Linked DNA regions of Homo sapiens: region 2 is linked to region 1. The links are chromatin contacts, found by Hi-C or POLR2A ChIA-PET in ENCODE. All regions are on one chromosome and are shown on one strand. Each heading gives the region's core, a stretch centred on a gene start or an enhancer-like site at or near the end of the contact. The rest is flanking DNA. Distances are from core to core; before and after follow the strand shown.

Region 1 (4,744 bases), core at 849-3,348:
TCCATCCATCTCTCCCTCCCTCCTTCCCTCCCTCCCTCCATCTCTCCCTTCATCCATCCATAGCTCTATCCTATCACCCATCCATCTATCCCTTTATCCAATCATCCAGCCATCCATCCCTCTATCCAATCATCTATCCATCCATCCTTCTATCCAATCATCCATCCATCTATCCCCTATTCACCCTCCCTCCATGCAATCAACCATCTATCCATTCCCATTTATCTAACAAATCATCCATCCACCCACACACCCACCATCCACCCATTCATCCACCAATCCATCCACCCATCCACCATCACTTAACAGAGCGCCAAGCACTGTGCCACATGGGGATACAGATCTTGCTAAACTGTTAAGCTTCATGAAGGCAACGGCTACATTCATTCACCTACCACCACTAACCAGGGTCTAGTTCTGGTCTAGCCTGGCATACATGCTCCACAAATATTTAATGAATCAATGAATGAACAGACCTTCCCTGAGAAGCTCTTGGTCTGGAAGGGGACAGGGTTACAGCCCTGTCATGAGCAAGGTAGGGGAGCATCCTGGGGGTGGGAACACTAGATGAGCAACAAGATCGCTTTGGCGACTCTCCCAGTGTGGCCTCCCTGACAAAGAATGCACTTCGCAAGCTGTCAAGAACAGAAGTGAGCTGGGTGTGGTGGCTCATGCCTGTAATCCCAACACTTTGGGAGGCCTTTGTGGGAGGACTGCTTGAGGCCAGGAGTTCAAGACCGTCTTGGGCAACGTAGCAAGCCCTCATCTCTTCAAAAAAAAAATGCAAAAATTAGCTGGGTGTAGTGGTGTGTACCTGTAGTCCCAGCCACTCAGGAGGCTGAGGCTGGAGGGCTGCTTGAGCCCAGGAGGTCCAGGCTGCAGTGAGCTGTGATCGTGCAACTGCACTCCAGCCTGGGTGACAGAGTGAGACTGTCTCAAAAAAAAAAAAAAAAAAAAAAAAAAATCCAAACCAAACCAAAACAGAACAGGAGTGAAATGGGGGCTGGGCACAGTGGCTTACGCCTGTAATCCCAGCAGTTAGGGAGACTGAGGCAGGTGGATCACTTGAAGTGAGGAGTTCGAGACCAGCCTGGCTAACGTGACGAAACCCTGTCTCTACTAAACATATAAAAATTAGCCAGGTGTGGTGGTGCGTGCCTGTAATCCCAGCTACTTCAGAGGCTGAGGCAGGAGAATCACTTGAACCTGGGAGGCGGAGGTGGCAGTGAGCTGCAATCGCATCCCTACACTCCAGCCTGGGTGACAAAGCAAGAGTCCATCTCCAAAAACGGGAAGTGAATTGGGTAAGTCCTGGGGTTTCCCGGGGTGCCAGCTCTGTCCCGACTCCCATAGGGGCTGACATTGGTCTATCACAAGGGACCTCAATTTCCTTACCTGCAACCCACTGGTCTCTTCAGCCTCAGGTTTTGAGTCAACTTTGCCACAATATCATTTTCCTAAGTCATTCTGGGGTTCTTAGAGCTTCCTCTTGTGCATTTCAACTCAGTTCAGCTCAATTCAACAAACATTTCCCAGGCACCTACTACATCCCAGGCACTGGGAGATTCAGAAACCCCATGCACCCTTCCTTGGCAACCTGAACCCCAAGGCCAGAGCCCCATGTTCAGGAGCCATGTACGCAGCTGGGTCCCTGGAGCGGGTCCCCTGGCGGAGATGCCAAATGACAGCTGGGAAGGCCCACTCTGCCCGAGTTCGAGCTGTAAACATCCAAGAAATCTACCAGCAGTTACCGAGAGGATGTTAAAAATAATTATCCACTGAAAATATTAGATTTGCTCTGGATTGTTCATTACATACAATGGTTTAATAGGACTTTTATTGAATAGCTGCAGAGCTCTGGGCCGAAATCAATTTGCCCTCCACGTGGAATTTTGATGTCTGCTGTTGACTTGTACAACATGGAGCAATTTGTAATCGCTCCAGCTTGCCGTTGTTTTCAAAGCTCCTGCTATATCACAAGCATTTATTTCTGACCACAAAATTACATTTATTCAACAGAAAGCAGCTCCGGGTCTTTAAGAGGTTAACTTCTGGAGTGCTTGGCTGCGCTCCAGCCCACATCGGAGGGGGCGCGCGGGCGCAGTGGCACCCGGCAGTGGCGGCAGCGCCGGGCGGGCGGCCGTGATTAATAGACTGCTGAGAGCGCCCCTTTCCACAGGCGCACGGCTCCTGCCCCGGCTTCCATAGATCATGGACTTAGCCTCAACATATCTGACTGAAATTGAATTTGGCTTCTCTCTCAACTGTTCATTTCCTATGTTATGCAAGGTTAGATCCCTTTCTGCATGAGCAGAACCAAACCAGCTGCAGCTTTGGAGGAGAAAATGTGCTTTCAATTATGCAGCTGGCCTGGATGTTGAGCCGCAGTCCGACGGGTCCCTAATTGAGCCATCATGGCGCGAACTTACAGGGAGACACTGTGTGTGTCAGGCTTGCGGGTTTTGCCATAAGATAATGACAGTACAGCAGCCACATCACCACAGTGACCACCACGGCTAACACCACTGTCACCTCCACCACTGCAGAAGGCCCAAGAGCCTGCGGACAGACATACTGGCTGAGAAGTCAGTTCCCCAGCAAAGGTCCAGGGCAGCAGGCTGTGTTAGGGTCCCTGGGAAGCCTCCCTGTATCTTCCAGCCAGAACGCATCATCCTGTCCCCAGAGTGCCTGGTCTGCTCCACAGTCGCCTGTCTGGCCACAAACCCAAAGAAGACCCTGACAACCCCTCCCTACTCCCAGCAGGGCACTGACCTATTTTGCTTGTGGGCGTCTAGGAACCAAAGTAGATGCTCGCACATCACACTCAATAAGTACTCATTAACAAGGAGAAGGCGAGAAGCAGGGGGAAATTCAGCTAAGAATGTTTTATGTAACCACTTCCATAAGGCAAAGAATAGATAAAGCATCTAAGACAAGATACGGGCCCTCAAAGCATGTACAATCTTAAGAGCAGGCTGGAAAGAGGGGAAAAGTTAATGCAATAACAAGAAAACAGGCACCCTGTTTAGAAAATGGGCTAAGGTGGCCGGGCGCAGTGGCTCACACCTGTAATCCCGGCACTTTGGGAGGCCAAGGCAGGCAGATCACCTGAGGTCAGGAGTTCGAGACCAGCCTGGACAACATAGTGAAACCCCATCTCTACTAAAAATACAAAAATTTGCTGGGTGTGGTGGCACACACCTGTAACCCCAGCTACTTGGGAGGCTGAGGCAGGAGAATCGCTGGAACCTAGGAGGTGGAGGTTGCAGTGAGCCAAGATGGCACCACTGCACTCCAGCCTCTCCAGCCTGGGCGACAGAGCAAGACTCTTTCCAAAAAAAACAAAAAAACGGAAAATGGGCTAAGGATCTCAAAAGAAAACACATAAGGCCTGGCGCAGTGGCTCACGTAATCCCAAAAACTTTGGGAGGCCAAGACAGGAGGATCACCTGAGGCCAGGAGTTCAAGGCTACAGTGAGCCATGATCGCACCACCGCACGCCAGTCTGCACAACAGAGTGAGACCCTGTCTCTCTCTAAAAAAAGACATGCAAACGGCTGACAGGTATATGAAAAGCTGCTCAACATCTTTAATCATCTGGAAAATTTGACTCAAAACCACGATGAGGTATCACCTGATACCTGTTAGAAGGGCTATTACCAAAAAGACACACGAGTGCTAGTGAGACATGGAGAAATGGGCATCTTTGTACACTGTTGGTGGGAATGTAAATTGGTACAGCCATTATGGGAAACAGTACGGAGGTTCCCCCCAAAATTAATACGATCCAGCAACACCACAAAGGGATTGAAATCAGTATTGTTAAGAGTTATCTGCACACTCATGTATACTGCGGCACTATTTACAATAGAAAGATATGGAAACAGACTAAGCATCCAACAACAAATACATGGGTAATAAACATGTGATTTTCTATACACACGGTCATCCCTTGGTACACGCAGGAGATTGGTGCTAGGACCCCCTGCGTGTACCAAAATCTGCACATACTCAAGGTCCCCCAGTCCTTGAAAAGGGTAAAAGTTTTACTTAAGCAAGAAAAGTAGGTTTTCTTTTCCAAGGTACAGCATGGTGACTATAGTTAATAATCTTGTAATCATATATATGACATTTGCTAAGGCAGTAGATCTCAAGTGTTCTCAACACACACACACACACACACACACACACACACACACACACACACACAGTGAGCTAATGGGTATGTTGTCAGATTGTGGAAATCACTTCGTAATGTATGCATGTATCAAAACATCACATTGGGCTGGGTGTGGTGGATCACGCCTGTAATCCCACCACTTTGGGAGAATGAGGTGGGAGGATCGCTTGAGGTCAGGAGTTCAAGACCAGCCTAGCCAACGTGGCAAAACCTCGTCTCTACAAAAAATAAAAAAATTAGCCAGGCGTGGTGGCACACGTCCACAGTCCCTGCTAATCAGGAGGCTGAGGCTTGAACCCAGGAGGTGGAGGTTGCAGTGAGCTGAGACTGTGCTGCTGGAGTTCAAGACCAGCCTGGGCAACGCAGCCAGACTTCGGCTTTACTAAAATCGAAAAAATATAAAATTAGCCTGGCCAGGAGCCTATAGTCCTAACTGCTTGGGAGGCTGAAGCAGGAAGATTGCTTGAGCCCGGGAGGTCAAGGCTGCAGTGAGCCCTGATTATGCCACTGCACTCCAGCCTGGGTGACAGAGGGAGATCCTGTCTCAAAAAATAAAAACCCCAA
Region 2 (4,744 bases), core at 1,672-4,171, 100 kb before region 1:
GGCATTGAAAGGAGAAATATCTACAGATTAATTCTTCCTGCTTTAAAAGAAAAGCTCCAGTTAGGTTTGATCAAGCGAACTCTCCCCTTCTACCCCAGGGCTGCACGTGATGACCTGCTCTGTCCTTAAGGGGGGACATTTTTCACCACAACCTACACTGCAGGTGAGGCTTCCTTAGCACAGGGGGTAGAGGAAACGGACAGAGGTGGGGCTCGCTGGACCCTGTCCAGAAAGAGCAGGTTGCTGAAGCGGTGGAGACAGGGCCAGGCTCTGAGGAAGGTCACTTGGCTCTAGGTCTGGAATCCCCTTAACTCGGGGGGTCAAAGAGTTGGGCAAGGGGTGGGGGACAAACCTATAGGAAAAGCTGATCGGAGCACAAACGCCTGAACTTACGGAGAAGGGCTGGTCTGCAGTCTCATGCGAGCCAGGGCAAGATTACTCCCAGCAAAGGCACCTGCTGTGGCTGTCGTGCCCTGATGGCGATGGGCCCAGCTCAGACTGAGACAGGGAGGTCTCCCACCAATAACGCCCATGGGGCACCTACCATGAACCACACCCAAGGGAAACAAATGTCCCAGGGGAGGAGTGGGCAATGGCGTAGTGGCGCTGGGACTCCCTTCTCGCTAGCACACAGGAATACACCCTGCACATCCTAGGAGCTCAGCAGGGATATACCGGGCATGGGTGGGTGGGTGGGCAGGGACCCCCTTCCTGTCTACCCAGTGGGAGGCGGAAGGAAATGGCAGCCACCAGCGATTCAGCACAGTGACATCCCAGAAAGTGGTACAAGGGCCTCTGCAGACACCAGGAGAAACAGTATCCCGGAGTAGGGGACATCCAGTCTGTACCCTGGAGGATGAGTACAGATTTACTGAGCAGGGGACACTGGGATAGAGAGGTACGGCTGTCTAGAGAGAGAGGCCACAGGGAAATGGAAGCCTGTTCAATTTTGTAACAACTTTTCAGTGGCTCTCTCGGGGTTGCGAGGCATCCTGTGACCACATCTGCAAATAAAGACGGCAGAGTCTCTTCCCACACCCTTTGAATATTTCTTATCTCACGACAGAATACTACTCAGCCCTAAAAAGGAACGAGTTAATGACATTCACAACAACCTGCATGGGAGTGAAGACTATTATTCTAAGTGAAGTAACTCAGGAATGGAAAACCAAACATTGTATGTTCTCACTCGTAAGTGGGAGCTAAGCGATGAAAATGCAAAGGACTCTGGGGACTTGCGGGGAAAGGGTGGGAGGGGGGTGAGGGAAAAAAGACTATATATTGGGTGCAGTGTATACTGCTTAGGTGATGGGTGCACCTAAATCTCACAAATCACCACTCAAGAACTTACTCATGTTCTTGAGTAATATATAATATATATATATTAATATATTATATATATATAACACATACATTAATGTGTAGTTATATATAAAATACATTATATATATACATTTATTAATGAAATATCCAACTATATCCCTATTTTATTAAGATTTTTAAAATAAAAGATGGGCATTTCTTTGTTTTTTGTTTTTTTGTTTGTTTGTTTTTGATACGGAGTCTTGGTCTGTTGCCCAAGCTGGAGTGCACTGGTGCAATCTCAGCTCACTGCAACCTCTGCCTTCGGGGTTCAAGTGATTCTTGAGAATGCCCCAGCCTCCCTAGTAGCTGGAATTACAGGTGTGCACCACCACGCCTGGCTAATTTTTGTATTTTTAGTAGAGACGGGGTTTCACCATGTTGGTCAGGCTGATCTCGAACTCTTGACCTCAGGTGATCTGCCTGCCTTGGCCTCCCAAGGTGTTAGGATCACAGGTGTGAGCCACCGTGCCCAGCCTCTTTAGTCCTGTTCTGTTTCTTGGAAGCACCATGCTTGTCCCACCTACAGGCCTGGGTCTCAGCCCTCCTGGCCCTCCTCTGAGAGGCCTCTCCACAGCCACACTCTCCATTGTCCATTCATTTTGTTTCTGTTGCATTTATTCCCGTCTCAAAGTCTCTTGTTCATATATTGATTACTTGCTTATCCACTGCCATAGTTCCAGGGAACACAGCAGGTACTCACAAAATACTGGTTGACCAAATATGCAAATTTATTTATTTATTTATTTATTTATTTTTGAGACGGAGTCTCGCTCTGTCACCCAGGCTGGAGGGCAGTGGGGCGATCTCGGTTCACTGTAACCTCCGCCTCCTCAGCCTCCCGAGTAGCTGGGAGTACAGGCATGCGCCACCATGCCCGGCTAATTTTTCTATTTTTTTAGTAGAGATCAGGTTTCATCATGTTGGCCAGGCTGGTCTCGAACTCCTGATCTCCAGTGATCCACCTGCCTTGGCCTCCCAAAGTGCTGGGATGACAGATATGAGCCACCGCACCGGCCCAAATATGCAAATTAATGACACCTGTGATACCTGAGGTCCCCTGTCTTCTTGACAGACAGCCATTCACTGGCTAGTATTCTAAAGGGCAGAAAGGGTAGAATTCTTTTGGCAAATTGTAAATACAACTTTTAAGGAAAGAGCCTACAAGATGTTATTGCAGAAGGAAAATGATTCGCTTTTCAGAGCCTCTGAAAAACAAGGCAATAATAGTCTTGGGGGAGAAGTATTGAAAGACCCAGAATTAGGCTTCTTTTTGTCCAATGGACCGTGAGGTCCTGGAGTGCAGAACCAGGTGGCCCAGCTCACCACTCATCACTCATCCCCGTGCCCAACACGGATCTGTGAACCAGGTCAGGACTGAAGACACGGAGGCTGATGGGGAAGGGGAGGAGGGGAGGAGAGAGTGTTTTTCGGGGAAAGGTTTTCTTGGCAGCCCTCATCTGTATGACTTGCCCTATCTTTCGTTTTCCACCCAAGGTTAAACCACTTCTGCTTTGGCAGAAGTAGAGGGGAGGATGAAGCCATCTTGCATCTGCCAAGCCCCGGATCAAATGTGTCACACTCCACGGTGGCCCCACCCCTCCCCAATCAAAGGCCTGGAAAGAGAGTCGGTCCAGTCTGTGGAGCTTTATCCCTACAGATAACCTTCTGGAAATAGCGGTTTTCATTTTTGCTGGAAGTAACACTGTGCCGAGAGACAGTTAAACGGCCAGGATGTCACCTCTGTCTGCTCAGAAATTAACCAGAATTTGTTCTCTGTAGATTACCATTATACTAATTTAAATGATACAAAAGTAATGATTAAAAACAAGTTTAGGCCAGGCGCAGTGGCTCACTCATGTAATCCCAAGCACTTTGGGAAGCTAAGGTGGGTGGATCACTTGAGTTCAGGAGTTTGAGACCAGCCTGGCCAACATGGTGAAACCCCATCTCTACTAAAAATACAAAAATTAGCTAGGTGTGGTGGCGTGCGCCTGTAATCCCAGCTACTAAGGAGGCTGGGGTGGCAGAATTGCTTGAACCTGGGAGGTGGAAGTTACAGTGAGCCGAGATCACGCCACTGTACTCCAGCCTGGGCAACAGAGTGAGAGTCTGTTTAAAAAAAAGAAAGAAAGAAAGAAAAAACAAACCAACGAACATAAGAACGAGTTTGGTTAAGCCTCATCTTTTCAATCCCAAACGGGAAGAAAATTTCCCTTCCTGCCCCACAAGTTGACGTGTTCATGGGAAACGATTTCAATAAAATCTTCCTTTAGCCAGTCCGAGTATAGCTGATGAACCGAACGAAATGACCTTCTACGGCACGTGCGGGGTCAACTTTCTACCTGTGCCAAACCAATAGCACAGCTCTGGCCGGCTGGGTGCTCACCAGAGCGTGTGACCCCAGCGTGATCGGGAACAGCCTGTGACTGTCACTCGGGCTTCAGTCATCTCCAGGCAGGGAACATGGGACAGCTGCGGCCCAGGGAATGAGGCTCTGATATTGCATAATTCATTCGGCTTCTGCTCCTGAGACCGCACAGTGCCTCCAGGGATGAGCATCTGGGTTCATCGGCGGCTGCTTCCTGCATCTCTCTAGAGTTCTAACAGCCCTGCTCTACCCAAAGAAGTGGAGAGCAGGCTGGGTGTGCAGGTTCCTTTGTTCTTTAAAATCAAGTGAAATTAGGAAAATTGTGGTCTACAGAAAAGAGTGTGGCTGGTGGAAAATGGGTTGGAATTCTTCTCCACTGCATTTTTATTTTGTAAAAATTTTTATTTATTTATTTTTGAGATGGAGTCTTGCTCTACTGCCCAGGCTGGAGTGCAATGGCACGATCTCGACTCACCGCAACCTCTGCCTCCCAGGTTCAAGCAATTCTCCTCCCTCAGTCTCATGAGTAGCTGGGATTACAGGAGCCTGCCACCATGCCCAGCTAATTTTTGTATTTTTAGTAGAGGCAGGGTTTCACCATGTTGGTCAGGCTGGTCTTGAACTCCTGACCTCAGATGATCCACCCACCTCGGCCTCCCAAAGTGTTGGGATTACAGGCGTGAGCCACCGCGCCCGGCCCTCCCATTGTCTTTTAGTTGTTTGACCTTGGACAGACTTCTGAGCTGGACAGTCACCTATACAGGAGGAGCCATGAAATTCAAAGAAATTAGCATGAGGATAAAACAAGAACACAAAAAGAAAGGAAAAGATTTTGTAAACCACCAAGCTCCATGCCTGGATTCATTATGATTGTGTATCAAAGTCAGGACCTTTCTCTTCTGGTGAGCGCTCACTTCCAGTACCTGACACCATCGCGAGATCATCACAATCACCCACAAAGGGGCTTTTGGCCAAAAACTTCTAGCCTGAATCTGATCAAGCCTCTAGATT

Evidence for each region. Hi-C counts contacts between places; a loop is a spot of excess contacts on that map. ChIA-PET counts read pairs that join two places held with the same protein, here RNA polymerase II (POLR2A). Pooled maps may share reads with other maps.
Region 2: a loop to region 1 is called in a pooled map, with 2.1 times the contacts of the local background. The contact joins two enhancer-like sites. A Hi-C loop is called at or near these places in 1 of 168 maps with a recorded cell type or tissue (endothelial cell of hepatic sinusoid) and 1 of 50 pooled maps. POLR2A ChIA-PET finds 5 or more read pairs at or near these places in 5 of 52 experiments (BJ, GM12878, HepG2 and 2 more).

The regions. Positions count from the first base shown.
Region 1 is chr7:102,042,790-102,047,533 of GRCh38, reverse strand. All of the region lies in intron 3 of CUX1 (cut like homeobox 1), which reads right to left. Among named protein-coding and RNA genes, the nearest start is that of CUX1, 230 kb to the right of the region's middle. Within about 2 kb of position 2,098, at least 14 of the 41 ENCODE cell types and tissues checked have a DNase peak (open chromatin) inside an H3K27ac peak, as active enhancers do.
Region 2 is chr7:102,145,353-102,150,096 of GRCh38, reverse strand. All of the region lies in intron 8 of CUX1 (cut like homeobox 1), which reads right to left. Among named protein-coding and RNA genes, the nearest start is that of SH2B2, 140 kb to the left of the region's middle. Within about 2 kb of position 2,921, at least 10 of the 41 ENCODE cell types and tissues checked have a DNase peak (open chromatin) inside an H3K27ac peak, as active enhancers do.